Linked DNA regions of Homo sapiens: regions 1, 2 and 3 are each linked to region 4. Evidence: chromatin loops called from intact Hi-C (ENCODE). Cell type or tissue: heart left ventricle. All regions are shown on one strand.

Region 1 (2,500 bases), 50 kb before region 4:
TCCATGTTGGTCAGGCTCTTCTCGAATTCCTGACCTCAGGTGATCCGCCCGCCTTGGCCTCCCAAAGTGCTGGGATTACATGTGTGAGCCACCGAGCCCAGCCAACCTTTATCATTTTTAAAAAGGTCCCTTAGAGCCTTAGGCTCCACTTTCTTCCTCAGCTGCCACATCCAAACCATGGGTAAGCGATGCTTGATCTGCCTCCAAGTTCAAGCAGTCCAGGAAACAGCCCACTTATGTTCACTGTCCAGTCCCCATTCTTGGTCCAGGCCACCATGGATGGCTCCTGGACTGTAGCAACAGCTTCCATGTGTGTCTGCCTTGACTGAGTCCCTGGCGTCCTCAGGCTTCCTGCCACACTGCAGTTGGAGGCTTCTTCTAAAATCCAGTGCTTTCTGGGCAATTTAAAACCTGTGACTTTCCAAGTAGGATCTAGTCCCCATGTCCTTAACAAGAAGAGGTAACGTATTTCCCTATGCCACTGCCCACTTATTTTTTTATTGTTGAGATGGGATCGTGCTTTGTCACCTAGGCTGGGTGGAGTGGTGTGATCACAGCTCACTGCTGCCCTGAATTCCTGGGCTGAAGGGATCCTCTTGCTTCAGCCTCCTGAGTAGCTGGGACTACAGGCAAGAGCCACCACTTATTTTTGAATTTTTTGTGGAAACAAGGTCTCCCTATGTTGCCCAGGCTGGTCTTGAACTCCTGGGCTCAGCGATCCTCCCACCTCAGGCCCCTGTGCTGGGATTATAGCCTCCTGTGCTGGGATTACAGGCCTAAGCCACTGCACCAGGCTTTTATTTTTTAATTTAAAAAAATTTATTTTTTTGAGACAGGGTCTCACTTTGTCCCTCAGACTGGATGCACTGGTGCAATCTTGTTTCACTGCAGCCTTGACCTCCCTCCTGGGTTCAAGTGATCCTCGTGCCTCAGCCCCCCAAGTAGCTGAGACTACTGCTGCACACCGCCACACCCACCTAATTTTTGTATTTTTAGTAGAGAACGGGTTTCTCCATGTTGGCCCAGCTGGTCTTGAACTCCTGGGCTCAAGCGATCCACCCACCTCAGCCTCCCAAAGTGCTAGGATTACAGGCATGAGCCACCATGCCTGGCCTAAAAATATTTTTTTCAGCTCTAGAAATGTTAGCTCTTTTGCTGTACATTTCCAGAGCTGCTTTAATAATGACAGTTATCACACGCATAATTTCATGTGATGATTGCATTCTTAATTTTTAAATTTAACAACTGCACTTACTTCATGAGGTCTTGTTCATTGATACATCTTTAGCACCTAGTGTGCTTCTGGTGTAGCACACGGTTGATATAAATTGAAATTGAATTAATGCTCACAGTAGTTTGGGGATGGAGCTGGTAGTTCTGCATTAATTTTGCAGGTGAAAAAAAAAGGCATGAGGAAGTTGAAACTTGCCAAAAAATACAGCCAGTACGTGCTAGAATTGGCCCTGGGTCTCAAATCTGGGCTTCTGACTCCAAAGCTTAGGCTCCTGCTCATACAGGTTTATTTTCACATTCTAAGCTTTTAACGAAATGTATGTCCAATGAGTCATTTCTGTTTAGAAAGCCTTTAGGAGTTGGAAGCTACTTCCTGGTGATGTAATGTTTGACTCTCTAAAGTCTTTGGAATGGGGAGTTCCAACTTTTGTTAAGCCCTCAATAATGTCATGAGTGAATGAATATTGGCAAGACTGGCTGGGCCTGTAATCTGCCTTGAGTGTGAGGGAAAATGGAAAAGCGCTTAACTTTATGGTGAATTCTAATTTATAGTAGTTGAGATTGAACGACAAAAATCTTAAAATTATGATGCTGATGTGTCATTGTGACCTTGGTAAACTGACAGCACAGCAGAGAGAAGGGCTCATTAAGGAGAGCACTTGGCTAACTGAACCCTCAGGATGCCAGAGACTTGAATTCTCATGTAAGCCCTTAAGCTTGCCTTGTCAATGCTGTAAAAATTGGAGACCTTTATGTTTTGCTAATGATGTGGTGACCTTAGTTATTAGGTGATAGCCTCTTGAAAAACATTCCAGGTGGTTGGGAGACTTTCAGCCACCACTCTTCTGCCTGGCGGCACACTGGTAATATTAGGATTAGTCTCTACCCATTGCCAGTTGTGCAGGTGGTGCTCCTTTCTCTGAAGTATTTCTACACACTTCTCTGTTTGGCAAGTTTAACTCCCATCGTCTCTGAGCTGTTAATTAAATGTCTGGGATGTATTGTGATAGTCCCTGCTTATAGACTTATGGTGCTGTGTGAGGATTGGGGCTGGGGGAGGTGGCATTTAAATACAGCTGAATCAATGTGATGGCAGTTACGTGTGGTAGTTTATTGACTAAGCACTTTCTCTCAAGAGAACAGTCATTGCTGATTGCCATAGGGGAGGCTGTAGGGATGTGGTGGGATTTTGAGCTGTCCCACTTAAGGCAGCAGAATAAGTTACTTAAAGAGGAAGGCTGTGTTTGTATATTAGTGTTAATTAAAA
Region 2 (2,500 bases), 440 kb before region 4:
CCCTCCCCTTTCAAAACCTCCCGGGTAGGACGCTTATATCTCATGTCTTGGTAAAGCGCTTGCTTCACATGAGACCCACCCCAGGGATACCGGCATTTCCAGAAGAACACCACCTTCACATAAAGACATAAAGCTCCATGTTTACCATTTCAGGCATAAGCCAAAAGCAAGTGGAGGAAGAGTAAGAAATATAGATCTCAAGGCAACAAACAAACAAACAAAAAGAAATACAGATCTTAGGCTGGGTGTGGTGGCTCATGCCTGTAATTCCAGAGCCTTGAGAGGCCAAGGTGGGTGGATCACCTGAGGTCAGGAGTTCAAGACCAGCCTGGGCAACATGGCGAAACCCCGTCTCCACTAAAAATACAAAAAATCAGCCGGGCATGGTGGTGAACACCTGTAGTCCCAGCTTCTCGGAAGGCTGAGGCAGGAGTATCGCTTGAACCTGGGAGGCAGAGGTTGCAGGGAGGCAGAGGTTGCAGTGAGCCAAGATCACGGCACTGCACTGCAGCCTAGGCAACAAAGCAAGACTCCATCTCAAAGCTAAAAAAAAAAAAAATATATATATATATATATATATACACACAGATAGATAGATATCTTTACAGGACCAATCCTATTTATGGAAGTGTCTATTTTCTTATACGAAAAGTAATGACACTGAACTGCCTTCATCAGATGCCAGGAAAGTCAAAATCATTTAAAATGATAAAATAATTTACAAGTTAGTCTAACTAAACAGAGCCTTAAAGAAGACCTGCTCAACAGAAAACCACCTGAAATATACCACTTACTCAAAACATGGTTTGAATTAAGCAACTGACTCCTTTGTATAAATCATCTTTCTTAGCCACAGCATTGCTCACAGTTTTATAAAGGACATAAAAAACTATTATCCCTAGCCAGGCGTGGTGGCTCATGCCTGTAATCCCAGCACTTTGGGACACCAAGGTGGGCGGATCATCTGAGGTCAGGAGTTCGAGACCAGCCTGGCCAACATGGTGAAACCCCGTCTCTACTAAAAATACAAAATTAGCCGGGTGTGGTGGCACGTGCCTGTAATCCCAGCTACTCAGGAGGCTGAGGCAGGAGAATTGCTTGAACTCAGGAGGTAGAGGTTGCAGTGAGCCAAGATAGCACCATTGCACTCCAGCCTGGGCAACAAAGCAAGACTCCGTCTCAAGAAAAAAAAAAAAAGACACGAAACTATTAGCCTTAGAATCACTATCTTTAAAAAAAAAGCTCTCAGGATAAAATGTTCAATTGTAGTTCTCTTGCCAGCAATCTACTTACTAAAAAAGATTATGCAGAGCATCGGAACAGCTCAAACCGTACTCTTCACACACGGAGTCACTAGGGGGCAGCTGAACAAAAGGAATGAGGCTTTGCAACTGAAAAAAAAAAAAAAAAATTCACAGTTACTTCCTAATAAAGACAGAGTGGACTTAATCTGTTTTCTTTCTTAGTCAAGCTATTGACATTACAAGCGCAAAAAAAATTAAAAGAATCTTTTGTTTTGTTTTGTTTTTTGAGACAGGGTCTCCCTCTATTGCCCAGGCTGGAGTACAATGGCTCAATCATACCTCACTGCAATGTCAAACTCGTGGGTTCAAGCAATCCTCCTGCGTCAGCCTGTCGAGTGAGTAGCTGGGACTACAGGTGCACACCACCACACCTGGCTAATTTTTTAATTTTTTTGTAGAGATGGGATCTTGCCGTGTTATCCAAGCTGGTCTTAAATTCCTGGGCTCAAGCGATTCTCCCACCTCAAAATTGTTGGCCGGGTGGTTCAAACACATAATCCCAACAGTTTCCTCTCCCAGAGTGCTGGGATTACATGTGTGAGCCGTGGGAACAACAATTTTGATTTTATGATATAAGAAAGATGAAACAAGTACCTACTTATTCAGAACCCACACATTGCCCACAATAACTTATATTTTTTTCAGAGAGAGAGTGAAAAGACGCAGTATACGAGTGTCTCTGGAAGAATAAAATGAAACACATTCAGCTCTCAAACATCAATTTTTGTGATAGGTACTTTGTTTTTTTTTTTTTTTTTTTCCTGGGATGGTGTCTTGCTCTCTCGCCCAGGCTGCAGTGCAGTGGTGCAATCTCAGCTCACTGCAACCTCCATCTCCCGGGTTCCAGCGACTCTCCTGCCTCAGCCTCCTGAGTAGCTGGGATTACAGGTGCCTGCCACCACGAACAGATAATTTTTGTATTTTTAGTAGAGATGGGGTTTCACCATATTGATCAGGCTGGTCTCAAACTCCTGACCTCGTGATCCGCCCACCTCAGCCTCCCAAAGTGCTGGGATTACAGACGTGAGCCACTGCGCCGGGCCTTGTGATAGGCACTTTAAAAATCAATTCTTAATCTGGGCGCAGTGGCTCACGTCTGTAATCCCAGCACTTTGGGAGGCCGAGGCAGGCGGATCACTAGAGGTCAGGAGTTCGAGGCCAGTCTGGCCAACAAGATGAAACCCCATCTCTACTAA
Region 3 (2,500 bases), 78 kb before region 4:
GGAGGCTGAGGCAGGAGAACGGCATGAACCCGGGAGGCGGAGCTTGCAGTGAGGCGAGATCACGCCACTGCACTCCAGCCTGGGCGACAGAGCGAGACTCTGTCTCAAAAAAAAAAAAAAAAAAAAAAAAAAAAAAAAAAAAAAAAAGGGAAGAGAAAGAGTGGAAGGGAACCCATGAATTTAAAAAGACTTGAGATGTAATTTTAAAAAGAGAGGAAGGCTTGAGAAATGTATCTGCCAAGTCCATCGTATGGACTTTATTTTTAAAAAGTTAACTGTAGGCTGGGTGTGGTGGCTCACACCTATAATCCCAGCACTTTGGGAGGCTGAAGTGAGAGGATCAACTGAGCCCAGGAGTTTGAGATCAGCCTAGACTACGTGGCAAAACCCCGTCTCTACCAAAAAGAAAAAAAACAATTAGGCTGGCCGCGATGGCTCATGCCTGTAATCCCAGCAGTTTGGGAGGCCGAGGTGGGGAGATCACCTGAGGTCAGGAGTTTGAGATGAGCCTGACCAACATGGTGAAACCCCATCTCTACTAAAAATACAAAAGTTAGCTGGGCGTGGTGGCGAGCGCCTGTAATCCCAGCTACTCAGGAGGCTGAGGCAGGAGAATCACTTGAACCTGGGAGGTGGAGGTTGCAGTGAGCTGAGATTGTGCCATTGCACTCCAGCCTGGGTGACAGAACAAAATCTTGTCTCAAAACAAAACAAAGGAAAGTCAACTGTGAATAAAAGCAGGGAGGAGAATTGGCAAAAATTGGAATTTGATGATTTTACGGAATTTTATTTATTTATTTATTTATTTATTTATTTATTTATTTTTGAGACGAAGTCTCTCGCTGTGTTACCAGGCTGGAGGGCAGTGGCACGATCTTGGCTCACTGCAACCTCCGCATCCTGGATTCAAGCAGTTCTCCTGCCTCAGCGTCCCAAGTAGCTGGGATTACAGGCACACACCACCACGCCCAGCTAATTTTTGTATTTTTAATAGAGACGGGGTTTCACCATTTGGCCAGGATGGTCTCGATCTCTTGACCTCGTGATCTGCCCACCTTGGCCTCCCAGAATGCTGGGATTACAGGCGTGAGCCACCGCCCCTGGCCTGGAATAATTTTTTTTTTTTTTTTGGTGCAATAATGGAATTACAGTTAAGTTTGTAAAAATAGTTTCTCTTTTAGAAATACATACTGAAGCCAGGCACCTGCCTGTAATCCTAGTACTTTGGGAGGCCGAGGCTGGCAAATCATGAGGTCAGGAGATTGAGACCATCGTGGCCAACAGAATGAAACTCCGTCTCTACTAAAAATACAAAAATTAGCTGGACGCGATGGCACATGCCTGTAGTCCCAACTACTCGGGAGGCTGAGGCAGGAGAATCGCTTGAACCCGGGAGGCGGAGGTTGCAGCGAGCCAAGATAGCGCCACTGCACTCCAGCCTGGCGAAAGAGCGAGACTCCGTCCCAAAAAAGAAATACATATTGAAATGTTTATAGCTGTTCTGTATGATATATGGAACTTACTTCCAAGTAATGACAATGTAGGAGAGTGGGTACAGATGACCCAAGATTACCCATAAATTGATAATTGTTAAATCAGATGACATATACATGGAGATTCACTACTATTCTGTCCATTTTTGCATACATTTGAAATTGTCCATAATTTATTTATTTATTTTTATTTTTTATTTATTTTTTTTTGAGACGGAGTCTCACTCTATCACCCAAGCTGGAGTGAAGTGGCACGATCTCGGCTCACTGCAAACTCCGCCTCCTGGATTCACACCATTCTCCTGCCTCAGTCTCCCCAGTAGCTGGGACTACAGGCGCCTGCCACCACGCCCGGCTAATTTTTTGTATTTTTAGTAGAGACGGGGTTTCGCCGTGTTAGCCAGGATGGTGTCAATCTCCTGACCTCGTGATCTGCCTGCCTCGGCCTCCCAAAGTGCTGGGATTACAAGCGTGAGCCACCATGCCTGGCCTGGGTCATACTATTATTTAAAAATGTTTCTAAACTGGGTGCAGTCACTTACACCTGTAGTCCCAGTACTTTGGGAGGCTGAGGCGGGAGGGGCGCTTGAGACCAGGAGTTTGAGACCAGCCTGGGCAACATGACAAGACCCCATCTGTAATAAAGATTATGAAAATTAAAAATAAATGTAAGAAGATTTTCTGTCCGTTTTCTCATTATCATATACAGGGTGAGCAGGTGCTGATTAAACTTCTATTGGAGCCGGGAGCAATGGCTCAAGACTATAATCCCAGCACTTTGGGAGGCCGAGGTGGGTGGATTACCCGCAGTCAGGAGCTCAAGACAAGCCTAGCCAACATGGTAAAACCCTGTCTCTACTAAAAATACAAAAAATTAGCTGGGCATGGTGGCACATGCCTGTAGTCCCAGCTACTCAGGAGGCTGAGGCAGGAGAATTGCTTGAACCCGGGAGGCAGAGGTTGCAGTGAGCAGAGATCGAGCCACTGCACTCCAGCCTGGGTGACAG
Region 4 (2,500 bases):
TCCCTTCTGTGCTGCAATCATCTATTCAAACTGTCTTCCAAAAGTAGCATCGTCGATCATTTCCATCATGATACAAAGTGGTAAGAAGTCACTCACTATCTGATTCCAACCTCGATTCATGCCACTGCCTGTGCTTGGTATCTGCTCAACAGCAGCTGCAAATTATTCTCAAAGGGTACAGCGTCCGTTATGTGGTTCCTTACAGGCTAATCCAGCATTTTGACAGGGTAGTGAGTGGGTGTCAATACGAAGACATGTCCTATTGGGACACAGGGTCTGAGAAGGTGTGGCTCTTGCAGTTAACTGCTCCCTGGAGGGCTCATCACAGACAGAGGGTCTCCGGCCACCCCCCACACACCCAAAGACACCAGGTTCTCAAACGCGGTTTTATGGGAACAGAGGGACCGGCTCCATCAGAAGCATTTACTGAAACAGAAGAAACAGACCAAACCAGATCCCCTCGGCTTACTGAAAAGTAGGTTGAGAAAAGCTCTGCCGTACTCGAAAAAGCAACCCGAGTATGGTCGTCTTTCCCAATGCAACAGCACAAGAGCTTGATTCTGGTTTCCCACACGCTTGTAGCTGCTGTCTTGAGGCCATTAAGTAACTGGCTTGAATCATGACTATCCAGGTGGCTGGGGCCGGCAGAGGAATATGGAGCCATTTTCCCCCCAAGAGGGTCAAAGACAATGATAATGGAAACCACTGTGGCAGCGATGATGATCCAACTGCAAGACAGAGAGAGGAAAAGGCTCGGTGACTGCGGGCCCCAGCCCAGACGCAGATGTCCGGGGTCCCTCCTCCAGGTTCAGTTTCTGAGTCTCTACCACGGAGGGTTCTGTTACCGAGGAAGATGCAGCTCTCCTGGAACCTGCCTGAGGCAAGCAACTTTCTTCTAGAAAGTTCCTTATGAGGCTGGGCATGGTGGCTCACACCTGTAATCCCAGCACTTTGGGAGGCCGAGGCCGGCAGATCACGAGGTCAGGAGATCGAGACCAGCCTGGCCAACATAGTGAAACCCCGTCTCTACTAAAAACACAAAAATTAGCTGGGTGTGGTGGCACGTGCCTGTAGTCCCAGCTTCTGAGGAGGCTGAGGCAGGAGAATCGCTTGAACCAGAGAGTCGGAGATTGCAGTGAGCCGAGGAGGCGCCACTGCACTCCAGCCGGGCGACAGAGGGAGACTCCGTCTCAAAGAAAAAAAAAAAAAAGTTCCTTATGAATCAGTGGTTAACCCAGGCCCTGCCCTAACAGTAAAGGCCACAGAAGGAACAGGGAGGTGTCCGCTGGGCAGAGTTGCAGCCTGCGCCCGGATGCAGCGGGCACTTCTTCTCCATATGGCCCTGGGACCATGACATACGCCCTTCCCCTTCGGTGCCTCAGGGCTCTTCTCATGAAGGTATCACAGAGTACTCTGATAGGCCTCTCATCTATATGTTTAAATATTTCACACTGCAAGACGCCGGATTGAGGAGCACACGCAACCGGGAAATGCCCCTCCCGAAGGGGCTCTGCTGCCCCCTGGCGGTGTGACTCGAGAAACGCAGCAACAGCCCAGGTCTGATTCCTTATTTAGAACAGAGGGTGTTAAGGGGGCGGGACTGGATCATCTCTAAGATTTTTAGCCTAGAAAACACGAAAACCTTATTGTTCTAGAATATTATTCCCTGTCCCACTTCTGGACACCGTATCTCTTTTCATACCTTTAGTTTTAGTTTTTGCTCTGGTTTTGGTCTTTGGTTTTCTTCCGAATTCTTATAAGAGAAGGGTTAGGAATAAAAGACTTTAAGAAAAAAAGAAAAAAAAAAAAGAGAGAGAGACAGAAGGGAATGTAGAAAATAAAGAACCAGTAAGGAAAGAAATCTACATCAATACGTGCATAACGAAAGACGAGTTGTATTTCATGGACAAACAGTGTCTCTAAATTTTCATGAGTTACGCAGAAACTAACTCCAATTTCTAACTATTTGAGGAAGTCCGAGGGACGCTGGACTCTCTGTCATGTTAGAAGGGTTTGTTCACCTATGCCTCAAATCCACTGAAACTCAAAGAGAAGAAGGGAGATGTCACCTGACCACGACGGTTGCGATGATGCCGTTTACAACTGTCCTGTCGCACTGAACACCATCTGCCACCCAGGCAGCCCCCAGAGAGGCCCAGACCATCTCTGGAAAAAACAGCGCCAGGCGGATGTAAAGCAGCTTAGACATAGACTTCCGCGGTCCAGGGTTACAAATCGTTCCTGAAATACAAAAAACGTTCCGACTGCTCAGTTGCTTCCTCAGAGATGAAGAGCTTCCTTTTTGCAAAAATACAGCTTTTGCAGAGCATACATTTGTACTGTGCACACCCGCCTCCTGACTTTTTCTACTTATAATTGGTAATCAGCACCTAAGTCAGACAGCAAGTGAGAAAATGAGGATGGGAAACGTGACAAGAAGTCCTGGGCTCTTTTTTAAGATTTAGCAGGGATTAAAAACACTTCTGGGTTCTCACTGGGG

Evidence for each region. Peaks named below come from ENCODE experiments on the same cell type or tissue, not always from the same donor. Only the 100,000 strongest peaks of a DNase experiment are listed, where the experiment ranks them.
Region 1: it touches region 4 in a loop (2.0-fold over the local background); 46 of 110 quality-filtered maps call a loop at or near these places.
Region 2: a loop joins it to region 4, with 4 times the contacts of the local background. A loop is called at or near these places in 36 of 110 quality-filtered maps.
Region 3: it touches region 4 in a loop (4-fold over the local background); 42 of 110 quality-filtered maps call a loop at or near these places.

What each region holds. Positions count from the first base shown.
Region 1 is chr7:6,383,992-6,386,491 of GRCh38, forward strand. All of the region lies in intron 1 of RAC1 (Rac family small GTPase 1), which reads left to right. Among named protein-coding and RNA genes, the nearest start is that of RAC1, 11 kb to the left of the region's middle. In heart left ventricle, no CTCF peak of the experiment used is centred here; no DNase peak of the experiment used is centred here.
Region 2 is chr7:5,996,033-5,998,532 of GRCh38, forward strand. It overlaps PMS2 (PMS1 homolog 2, mismatch repair system component), which reads right to left. Exons shown (of 15, transcript NM_000535.7): 7 at 1,294-1,391. Among named protein-coding and RNA genes, the nearest start is that of PMS2, 12 kb to the right of the region's middle. In heart left ventricle, a CTCF peak has its summit at 1,350 (motif pointing right); no DNase peak of the experiment used is centred here.
Region 3 is chr7:6,356,306-6,358,805 of GRCh38, forward strand. No RefSeq gene overlaps it. Among named protein-coding and RNA genes, the nearest start is that of SMIM10L3, 8.6 kb to the left of the region's middle. In heart left ventricle, no CTCF peak of the experiment used is centred here; no DNase peak of the experiment used is centred here.
Region 4 is chr7:6,434,293-6,436,792 of GRCh38, forward strand. It overlaps DAGLB (diacylglycerol lipase beta), which reads right to left. Exons shown (of 15, transcript NM_139179.4): 3 at 2,070-2,241; 4 at 470-728. Among named protein-coding and RNA genes, the nearest start is that of DAGLB, 12 kb to the right of the region's middle. RefSeq lists an enhancer at 2,234-2,343. In heart left ventricle, a CTCF peak has its summit at 1,513 (motif pointing left); a DNase peak (open chromatin) is centred at 1,509; H3K4me3 peaks cover 335 bases; H3K27ac peaks cover 1,323 bases.